Linked DNA regions of Homo sapiens: region 1 is linked to region 2. Evidence: read pairs that join two places in POLR2A ChIA-PET (ENCODE). Cell type or tissue: PC-9. All regions are shown on one strand. Each heading gives the region's core, and the rest is flanking DNA. Links, peaks and the distances in the headings are about the cores only.

What was found. ChIA-PET counts read pairs that join two places held together with the same protein. Peaks named below come from ENCODE experiments on the same cell type or tissue, not always from the same donor. Only the 100,000 strongest peaks of a DNase experiment are listed, where the experiment ranks them.
Region 1: POLR2A ChIA-PET joins it to region 2 with 5 read pairs; 10 of 35 experiments call an interaction of 5 or more read pairs at or near these places.

The regions. Positions count from the first base shown.
Region 1 is chr7:23,446,969-23,452,347 of GRCh38, reverse strand. The region is part of intron 2 of IGF2BP3 (insulin like growth factor 2 mRNA binding protein 3); the gene reads left to right. It also overlaps the pseudogene RNU7-143P. Among named protein-coding and RNA genes, the nearest start is that of IGF2BP3, 21 kb to the left of the region's middle. In PC-9, for the core only: no CTCF peak of the experiment used is centred there; no DNase peak of the experiment used is centred there; H3K27ac peaks cover 909 bases.
Region 2 is chr7:23,500,376-23,505,754 of GRCh38, reverse strand. TRA2A (transformer 2 alpha homolog) reads left to right here. Exons shown (of 8, transcript NM_013293.5): 7 at 1-9; 8 at 186-975. The coding sequence ends at 196. Among named protein-coding and RNA genes, the nearest start is that of TRA2A, 29 kb to the left of the region's middle. In PC-9, for the core only: no CTCF peak of the experiment used is centred there; no DNase peak of the experiment used is centred there.

The sequences.
Region 1 (5,379 bases), core at 286-5,285, 54 kb after region 2:
GGAAATAACCTAAATGGCCATCAAAAGAAAACATACCCTATTCTGGCCAGGTGCGGTGGCTCACGCCTGTAATTCCAGCACTTGAGGAGGCTGAGGCAGGCGGATCACGAGGTTAGGAGATTGAGACCATCCTGGCTAACACGGTGAAACCCCATCTCTACTAAAAACACAAAAAATTAGCTGGGCGTGGTGGCGGGCGCCTGTAGTCCCAGCTACTCAGGAGGCTGAGGCAAGAGAATGGCGTGGACCCAGGAAGCGGAGCTTGCAGTGAGCTGATATCACGCCACTGTGCTCCAGCCTTGGTGACAGCGGGAGACTCCATCTCAAAAAATAAAAAATAAATAAAAAAAAAAAAGGAAAAAAGAAAACATACCCTATTCTAACCATATATTCCTTTTTTTTTTTTTTATCTTGCTCTGTCGCCCAGGCTGGAGTGCAGTGGTGTAATCTTGGCTCACTGCAGCCTCTGCCTCCCGTGTTCAAGTGATTCTCCTGCCTCAGCCTCCTGAGTAGCTGAGATTATAGGCGCCTGCCTCCATACTAGGCTAATTTTTGTATTTTCAGTAGGACAGGGTTTCACTACGTTGGCCAGGCTGGTCTCGAGCTCCTGACCTCAAATGATCTGCTTGCCTCGGCCTCCCAAGGTGTTGTGAATACAGGCGTGAGCCACCGTGCCCAGCCCTAACGATATATTCTGTGGCATATTTTGTAGCAGTTATAAGGAATGATAGAGGTCTGTTTTGTTTTGTTTTTGAGATGGAGGTTAGCTGTTGTTGCTCAAGGTGGAATTCAATGGTGCAATCTCATCTCACTGCAACCTCCACCTCCTGGGTTCAAGCGATTCTCCTGCCTCAGCCTCCTGGAATGATAGGGGTTTTATAAAAAACCCATTACATGTTATCATAAAATTTTAAATAAAAAACTCTTTTTTGAGACAGAGTCTTGCTCTGTTGCCCAGGCTGGAGTGCAGTGATGCAATCTCAGCTCACTGCAGCCTCCGCTTCTGGGTTCAAGCGATTCTCCTGCCTCAGCCTCCCGAGTAGCTGGGACTACAGGCATGCACCACCACACCTGACTAGTTTTTGTATTTTTAGTAGAGACCAGGTTTCACCATGTTGGCCAGGCTGTTCTCAAACCCCTGACCTCAAGTGATCCGCCCACCTCAGCCTCCCAAAGTACTGGGATTAGAGGTATGAGCCACTGCGTCTGGCCCTAAAACACTCTTATAAAAGAGAACTGTTTTTCATTTTTGTAAGTTTCTTTGGCCTAAGAGGCAACTGGAAACTGGTAACTACTACTGCATTCAGTTTGTCGTCATGTATTGTTTTGATTGAAGTATATGAGGAAAATCCAGCCACATATGGATATGTGTTTAGAAAAGGAAGGAGTATAAATAATTACAGATATTCTTTGGTGCTACATCAAAATATGACAAGTGGTAGTTAAAAAAAAATTCCTTTTTAAATTTAAATTGAGACAGGATCTCACTATGTTGTGCAGACTGGTCTTGATCTCCTGGGCTTCAAGTGATCCTTGTGCCTTGGCCTCCCCAAAGTGTTGGGATTACAGGCGTGAGCCACTGCACCCAGCTACAAGTGGTAGCTTTTTTGCGGAGGTGCGGGGGTGGGGGCTTACTGGTAAAGACCGGAAAACCACCTGCTGGACAAATTCTAAAAGAGCTGTAACACCAAGTGGTAGTTTTTTTAAAGTCTAGTTTCAATGTGGAATCTGAAATCATATCAGTGAATTTTTTTTGTACTTGTTACAAAAAGAATCCATTGATTGTCTTATACTCGGAAAGGATCTTTATCCACGAGGATTGGGAGGCTGTCAAAGCTCATTGGTAATAGATAGAAGTTTTTCAAAATACTAGTTTTTACTTAAAAGCTCAAATTTAGTCATTTGGCAACAGATACTTCAGGAAAATCGTTTTACCTGAAGTGACAGACTCATTTTATTCCTTTTTGAGAAAATATCTGCCAGATACTCAAGTTTTTAAGTAACTACATTTTGCTTCTAGTTCTTCAGGTAGAAACGGTGCTTGACTGGTTCGTCTTGCAACTCAAACAACTGCACAGTGCTTTTTGTGCAGACAACCAGGATAGGTAGCAGAAGTGCTTTATGCATGCTTCCCTTTTCTTCATACAGATCATAAAAGGATGTATACTGAAGGATTGAGATTAGGACATTTTTAAACAGTTTGCATAATTCTTCGCTGCAAATGCCAGAGAAGAATACAGTGACTACTAGTACAGTTCAGTGCCACTGCATTGCTTCATGCTAAGGACCAGCAGCTTTACTCATCATTGCCTTTGCTCTACCAGTGCAAATACAACACAGCAGAAAAGGCAAATAACATCTTAGTGTTATTAGGAAAATAGTCTTAACTTCTTGGACCTCCTGAAAGTGTGTCAGGGATTCCTTATACCATACTTTGAGAATGGCTGCTCTGCTCTAATGTGTGGTTTGAAATTAGATCAGGTGGCTGGGTGTGATGGCTCATGCCTTTCACATGAACTTTGGGAGGCTGAGGTAGCCACATGGATCACTTGAGGTCGGGAGTTCGAGACCAGCCTGGCCAATAGAGTTAAACCACCCCCGTCTCTACTAAAAACACAAAAAATGAGCGGGGTGTGGTAGCGCATACCTGTGGTCCCAGCTACTCAGGAGGCTGAGGCACGAGAATCCCTTCAGCCTGGGAGGCGGAGGTTTGCAGTGACCCAAGATTGCGCCACTGCACTCCAGCCAGGGCGACAGAGTGAGACTCTCTCAAAAAAAAAAAAAAAAAAAAAAGAAAAAGAAAAAGGAAAAAAAATTGTATCAGGTATTTTTTTAGACGGAGTCTCGCTGTGTCCCAGGCTGGAGTGCAGTGGCGCTATCTCGGCTCACTGCAAGCTCTGCCTCCCGGTTTCATGCCATTTTCCTGCCTCAGCCTTCCGAGTAGCTGGAACTACAGACGCCCACCACCACACCCGGCTAATTTTTTGTATTTTTAGTAGAGACGGGGTTTCACCGTGTTAGCCAGGATGGTCGCGATCTCTTGACTTCGTGATCTGCCCGCCTCGGTCTCCCAAAGTGCTGGGATTTCAGGCATGAGCCACCACGCCCGGCCTGTATCAGGTATTCTGGTGAATATGTATTTACATCATAACAAGAGCAAGTGAGGATTTTATGCAATTCCATGGCATATTAGCCTTGATAGGGAAGTCAGTTTGGAAAAAAAAAAAAGATAATAAATCGGTATAGGAAGATAAGCAAATGAAAAAATGTCAAATTCTAAACAAAAAGAAGAAAAATCTAAGTGCATGAAAGATAAAATATTGCCAGGTGTGATGTCTCACGCTTGTAATCCCAGCGCTTTGGGAAACTGCAGCCCAGAGGATTGCTTGAGCCCAGGAGTTCAAGACAGGGTGGGTGGCTGGATGCAGTGGCTCATGCCTGTAATTCCAGAACTTTGGGAGGCCAAGGCGGGCAGATCACTTTAGGTCAGGAGATCGAGACCAGCTTGACCAACATGGTGAAACCCCATCTCTACTAAAAATACAAAAAAATTAGCCAGGTGTGGTGTTGTGGCCTGTGGTCCCAGCTCCTCAGGAGGCTGAGGCATGAGAATCGTTTGAACCCAGGAGGTGGAGGCTGCACTGAGCTGAGATCAGGTTACTGCACTCCAGCCTGGGTGATAGAACGAGACTCTGCCTCAAAAAAACAAACAAACAAACAAACAAACAAACAGCCTGGGCAACATAGTGAGACCCTCATCTCTACAAAAAATAAAAAATTAGCTGAGTGTGATGGTGCATGCCTGTAGTCCCAGCTACTTGGGAGGCTGAGGTGGGAAGATTGCTTGAGCCCAGTGAGCTGCAGTGAGCTGTGGTTGTGCTACGCCCTCCAGCCTGAGCAACAGAGTGAGATCCTGTCTCTAAAATGTATTTTTGAAAAGATAAGTGTTTAGAATAAACAGTTAAGGACTGCTGAAAACAAGTACACATGAGGAGGATGAAATGAATTTGGACATCTGGGCATCTATCGATACACTTAAGTTCTTCAAACTGAAATGAACCCTACATGTTGATACCAGGTCGTGCCTAAGGAAATGAATAGCATTTGTTTCCTTCTGTTATTCCTAAAACTTTAACAAAATCTAATAATGATTTCAGGACCCCATCAACATTTCTTCTGACAGTTTACATTTTGAGGCTGGAACCTTGTGGTCACTCACTGTATTTTTAAGGATGACCAAATGGAGAGTCCGGCCTCTGACATGTTTCAGACAGCTTTCCTTGCCCTGGGTAAATATTAGTTAAATGTAAAAAATAACTGGCTGACTTTTATCACTGGATAGGTTCTTGTCTTTTTTTATTTTTATTTTTTAGCCAGTCTTGCTCTGTCACTCAGGCTGGAGAGCAGTGCTGTGACCATGGCTCACTGCAACTCGAACTCCTGGACTCAAGGGATCCTCCCACCTCAGTCTCCTGAGTAGCCAAAACTACAGGCACACACCATCATGCCTGGCTAATTTTTAAATTTTATTTGTAGAAACAGGATCTCACTGTTTTGCCCAGGCTGGTCTCGAACTCCTGAGCTCAGGTAGATCTGCCTGCCAAATTCCAGCCTCCCCAAGTGCTGAGATTGCTGGTGTGAGTCCCTATGCCCAGCCTGTTTGGTCTCTTTTAATCTGGGACAGTTCCTTGGTCTTCATTTTTTTGTTGTTGTTGTTTTTTTCTGAGACAGAGTCTTGCTCTGTTGTCTAGGCTGGACTGCAGTGGTGGGATCTCGGCTGGCTGCAACCTCCGCACCCAGGTTCAAGCAATTCTCATTCCTCAGCCTCCCGAGTAGCTGGGATTACAGGCACACACCCCATGCCTGGCTAATTTTTTTGTATTTTTAGTAGAGACGGGATTTTACCATGTTGGCCAGGCTGGTGTCAGACTCCTGGCCCCAAGTGATCTACCTGCCTTGGCCTCCTAAGTGCTGGGATTACAGGCATGAGCGACCTGTAATCCTTCATTTGATTTAATGACTTTCCTGTTTTTGAGGAGTATAAGCTAGTTTTTTGTTTGTTTGTTTATTTTGTGGAATGCCCCTCAATGTGGGTTTATCTGATGTCTCCCATGGTTAGCATCAGGTGAGGCTGTGTGTGTGTGTGTCAGTCAGAGTCTTACTCTGTCGACCAGGCTGGAGTGCAGTGGCGCGATCTCGGCTCACTGCATCCTCTGCCTCCCGGGTTCAAGTGATTCTCCCTCAGCCTCCCAAGTAGCTGGGATTACAGGTGCCCGCCACTGCACTTGACTAATTTTTTGTATTTTTAGTAGAGATGAGGTTTCACCATGTTGGGCAGGCTGGGCTTGAACTCCTGACCTCAAGTGATCCTCCTGCCTC
Region 2 (5,379 bases), core at 122-5,121:
ACAGCCCAAGTATGTGAACTTTACTTTTGTAGCATAAAAAACCTCATTTCTAATTAATGGCTTACTTTAGAATATTAGAGTATAAGGTGGAAGGTGGCAGTTAATAGTTGGAAAAATATGAGGCAAATTAAACTATAATTGTTAACTTTTTTTTTTTTTTTTTTTTTTTGCTTTTTCTCTTTTAGGACGCTATTGATAACGGAATGGTTGCAATTAAGGACATTTTTTTTCCTCTTTTTTTTTTTTTTTTTTTTAATTCTGAGATTTCCCCAAGCTGTGGATTCTTCCTACTCCTTAAGAAAAAAACTTTGGTTTATTTAGCATCTACACTTTTGTCAGTTGTGTTGCTGTTTTCCACCCATTTTATTATACTCTTAAAAGATGTAATTGTTGTCATTTTGAACAGTTAAACATCTTGAGTATAAAAAGAACCCCAATGTTATGTTATGCTTTGTAAATTTTTTTTTTTGCTTTTACCTAGATAAACTTCTAGCTAATCAAATAAGGAAAGAAACTGTCTTTTTAAAGCTTCTTTTGTGTTAGATACTGTATTAGAGATCTGCATTTATCATGAGTTCCTTTTTTTTTTTAACTTTATTTTTGGGAAAGTAACACATGAAGTAGTTCAGTCATGTCAGGTTTGTCTGGGGTGGAATGGAACAGTCAGGTAGTTGAAAGTTTTTTTTTAGAGATGAAAAGCTTGTGAACTCCTGTAAAACATGCTGTATTTGAAATACATCTGTTAAAACTTAAAAACTAAAGTGTGATTTTTTTTGTTGTTGTTAAGTTTATTGAAGTTTATTCCCTTAATCAGTGAAGGACAACCCTTATTTATTACCTAGAGCAGTTGTATAATTCGCTGTTAGAAATTTTGGTATTGGGACAGTGGATAAGCAGGTTATCACATAGCATAGAATTCTTAAAAGATACATGTGGGGAAAAGTAGTCTCAAATAAAAGCTAATTTCTTTGAAAATGGGATTGTCTCTTTATTGTGGTACCATGGAGAAATATGATTGAGGAACTGGTCCTTCCTTTTCCCTCACATCCCCCCAGTGTGTATTTATATGAAAGTTTACCCATCCTGAGTTTTAACTTCCCAATATTTCTCATTTTTAAAAATATTTTTTCTTACACTAGAATGTTATTCCTTGTCTTTTCTTTGGTTCTTTTAAAACCCTTGTTTTTCTTCTCTTTTGGGGGAGACCGAATTGTAAATATTGAGAATATTCAGTACCAGCACCATGCTGAAGGAAAGATAGGTAGCTAATACCTTTTTTTTTTTGAGACGGAGTCTTGCTCTGTCACCCAGGCTGGAGTGCAGTGGCGCGATCTCGGCTCACTGCAAGCTCCGCCTCCCGGGTTCACGCCATTCTCCTGCCTCAGCTTCCCGAGTAGCTGGGACTACAGGCGCCCACCACCACGCCCGGCTAATTTTTTGTGTATTTAGTAGAGACGGGGTTTCACGGTGTTAGCCAGGATGGTCTCGATCTCCTGACCTTGTGATCCACATGCCTTGGCCTCCCAGAGTGCTGGGATTACAGACGTGAGCCACTGCACCCGGCCTACTTTTTTTTTTTTTTTTTTTTTTTGGAGACAGAGTCTCGCTCTGTTGCCCAGGCTGGAGTGCAGTGGCGTGATCTCAGTTCACTGCAAGCTCCACCTCTCTGGTTGACGCCATTCTCCTGCCTCAGCCTCCCAAGTAGCTGGGACTACAGGCACCCACCACCACGCCCGGGTAATTTTTTGTATTTTTAGTAGAGGGTTTTCACCATGTTAGCCAGGATGGTCTCGATCTCCTGACCTCGTGATATGCCCGCCTCAGCCTCCCAAATTGCTGGGATTACAGGCGTGAGCCACTGCGACCGGCCTATAGGTAGATAATATCTTAAGAAGTCTAAATATATTCCAGTAGGAAACACACTTAAATAACTGTAATGTAAAAGAAGAAGAGGGTGTTTCAAGTGACCTTTAAAAAAAGGTGTTGGGCAGCTGGGCGTAGTGGCTCTCACACCTGTAATCCCAGCACTTTGGGAGGCTGAGGCGGGCGGATCACGAGGTCAGGAGATTGAGACCATCCTGGCTAACACGGTGAAACCCCGTCTCTACTAAAAATACAAAATAATTAGCCAGGCATGGTGGTGGGTTCCAGTAGTCCCACCTACTCAGGAGGCTGAGGCAGGAGAATCACTTGAACCTGGGAGGCAGAGGTTGCAGAGAGCACCACTGTACTCCAGCCTGGGCAACAAAGCAAGACTCCATCTCAAAAAAAAAAAAAAAATTTACTGTTTGAAAGTCCTGTCCTTTTTAAGTATATTTTGTGACTAGGGAGCTGAGCTCAGTAGTGTGCACCTGTAGTCACAACTAGGGATGCTGAGACAGAAAGTTATTTTGAGCATAACTACTCAAAATAGAAATAAAAGCTTAGATATTTCTGGACCTCCACTTTTTCTGTTTACTATTAAGATCTAAATGTGGCCGGGCACTGTGGCTCACACCTGTAATCCCAGCACTCTGGGAGGCTGAGGTGAGTGGATCACCTGAGGTCAGGAGTTCAAGACCAGCCTTGCCAACATGGTGAAACCCCATCTCTAATAAAAATACAAAAAAAATTAGCTGGGCATGGTGGTGGACACCTTTAATTCCAGCTACTTGGGAGGCTGAGGCAGGAGAATCTCTTAAGCCTGGGAAGCATAGGTTGCAATGAGCTGAGATGATGCCATTGCACTCCAGCCTGGGCAACAAGAGCAAAACTCCATCTCAAAGATATAAGTGTTTTCAACTGGCGGGTAAGAAAAACTGCTGCTGTTGGTTCTCTAACTTCTTACAACGGTGGTTCCCACTTAATCTTATTTAGGTCCTGGAGCCCTAAAAAAAAAATCTGAAAAACCTGCAGTCTGTCTTCCCAGAAACACTTGTGTGAAACGTTCTGGTGTTTTTGTGTTGAGACAGGGTCTCACTCTGTCACCCAGGCTGGAGTGCAGTGGTGGGATCACAGCTCACTGCAGCCTCGACTGCCAGACTCAAGCAATTCTCCCACTTCAGCCTCTCAAGTAGCTGGGACTACAGGCGCACGCCTTCATGCCTGGCTAATTTTTGTACTTTTTTGTAGAGAAGAGGCTTTGCCATGTTGCCCTGGCTGGTCTCAAACTCCTGGGCTCAAACAAATTGACCTCCCTCAGCCTCGAAAAGTGTTGGGATTACAGGTGTGAGCCACCACGTCCAGCAGAGTATTTGGCTTTTAAATTATAATCTTGTGCATAGAATAAGATCTATAAGAATATACACCAGGGGCCGGGCTCACGCCTATAATCCCAGCACTTTGGGAGGCTGAGGCAGGTGGATCACGAGGTCAGAAGATCGAGACCATCCTGGCTAACATGGTGAAACCCCGTCTCTACTAAAAAATACAAAAAATTAGCTGGGCGTGGTGGCGGGTGCCTGTAGTCCCAGCTACTCGGGAGGCTGAGGCAGGAGAATGGCATGAACCCGGGAGGCGGAGCTTGCAGTGAGCCGAGATCACGCCACTGCACTCCAGCCTGGGTGACAGAGCAAGACTCAGTCTCAAGAAAAAAAAAAAAAAGAATATACACCAGCCTGGGCGTGGTGGCTCACGCCTGTAATCTCAGCACTTTTGGGAGGCCGAAGGCAGGTGGATCCACCTGAGGTCAGGATTTTGAGACCAGCCTGACCAACATGGTGAAACCCCATCCCTACTAAAAAAAAAAAAAAAAAAAAAAAAATTAGGCATGGTGGTGGGCACCTGTAATCCCAGCTACTCAGAAGGGTGAGGCAGGAGAATCACTTGAACCCAGGAGGCGGAGGTTGCGGTGAGCCAAGATGGCACCACTGCACTTCAGCCTGCACAACAGACGGGGACTCCGTCTCAAAAAAAAAAAGAATATACACCAATCTCCTCATAGTAGTTACCCTGTGGAGTGGTAATCTGTGGAGAGAGGAGGTAAGATGAACATTCATAAAACCAATAAAACAGTTTTATGCTGGGCACTATGTTGCCTATGCTGGAGTTCAGTGTCTACTCACATGATCATAGGACTCCTGCACTCAAGCAACCCTATTGCTTTGCCCTCAAGAGTAGATCTGTGTGCCACCAAGCCTGGCCCTTGCTTGTTTAGGCTGTCATTGCTTATCAATGTTAGAACTTTTTTTTTCTTTTTTGAGACGGAGTCTTGCGCTATGGGTTGCCCAGGCTGGAGTGCAGTGGCACGATCTTGGCTCACTGCGACTTTCATCTCCCGGGTTCAAGTGATTCTCCTGCCTCAGCCTCCCGTAGCTGGAATCACAGGCATGTGCCACCACACCCAGCTAATTTTTGTGTTTTTAGTAGAGATGGGGTTTCACCATGTTGGCCAGACTGGTCTCGAACTTCTGACCTCAGGTGATCCACCCACCTTGGCCCCCCAAAGTGCTGGGATTACAGGCATGAGCCACCGAGAACAGTTTGAATTGCACAGCAACTTGAACTATTACACACAAATACATATTGCTTTGCTGTGGCAATTAAAAGCCCAGCATTTTAATGTATTCCTATCCCTGATGTCACACTTAATGCTTTGGGTTTTTAGTATGAATTTTCTTTTTCCCTCCCAATTAAGTTAAAATTAAATGAATCAAATGGTCAAAACTAGTGCATATTTTTATTCTATGAAACAATTCAGATACTTATTGACATTAAAAGATCAGGGGAGGAGTCTTTGAGCATACTCTGGCTAGGGAAGCTGCTCAATAATTGGAAAAAAAAAAAAAGAAGTGTAACATCCATAGGAGTAATGAATATAGAAAACAAGGCTGGGCACAGTGGCTCATGCCTGTAATCCCAGCGCTTTGGGATGTCAAGGTTGGCAGATCACCTGAGGTCAGGAGTTCAAGACCAGCCTGGCCAACATGGCGAGACCCCGTCTCTACTAAAAATACAAAAATTAGCTGGTCATGGTTGGGGATGCCTGTGATCCCAACTACTCAGGAGGCTGAGGCAGGAGAATCACCTGAACTCAGGAGGCAGAGGTTGCAGTGAGCTGAGATCATGCCACTGCATTCTAGCCTGGGCAATAGAGCAAGACTCTATCTGAAATAAATAAATAAATGTGGGGGAGGCCTTTTTTTATTTTTTAAAAAAAGATGGGAGTTACCAGGCGCAGTGGCTCATGTCTGTAATCCCAGCACTTTGGGAGGCCGAGGCTGGTGGACCTGGGGTCAGGAGTTCGAGACCAACCTGACCAACAAGGTGAAATCCCGTCTCTACTAAAAATACAAAAATTAGCCAGGCATGGTGGCAGGCGCCTGTAGTCCCAGCTACTTGGGAGGCTGAGACAGGAGAATTGCTTGAACCCAGGAGGTGGAGGTTGCAGTGAGCCAAGAT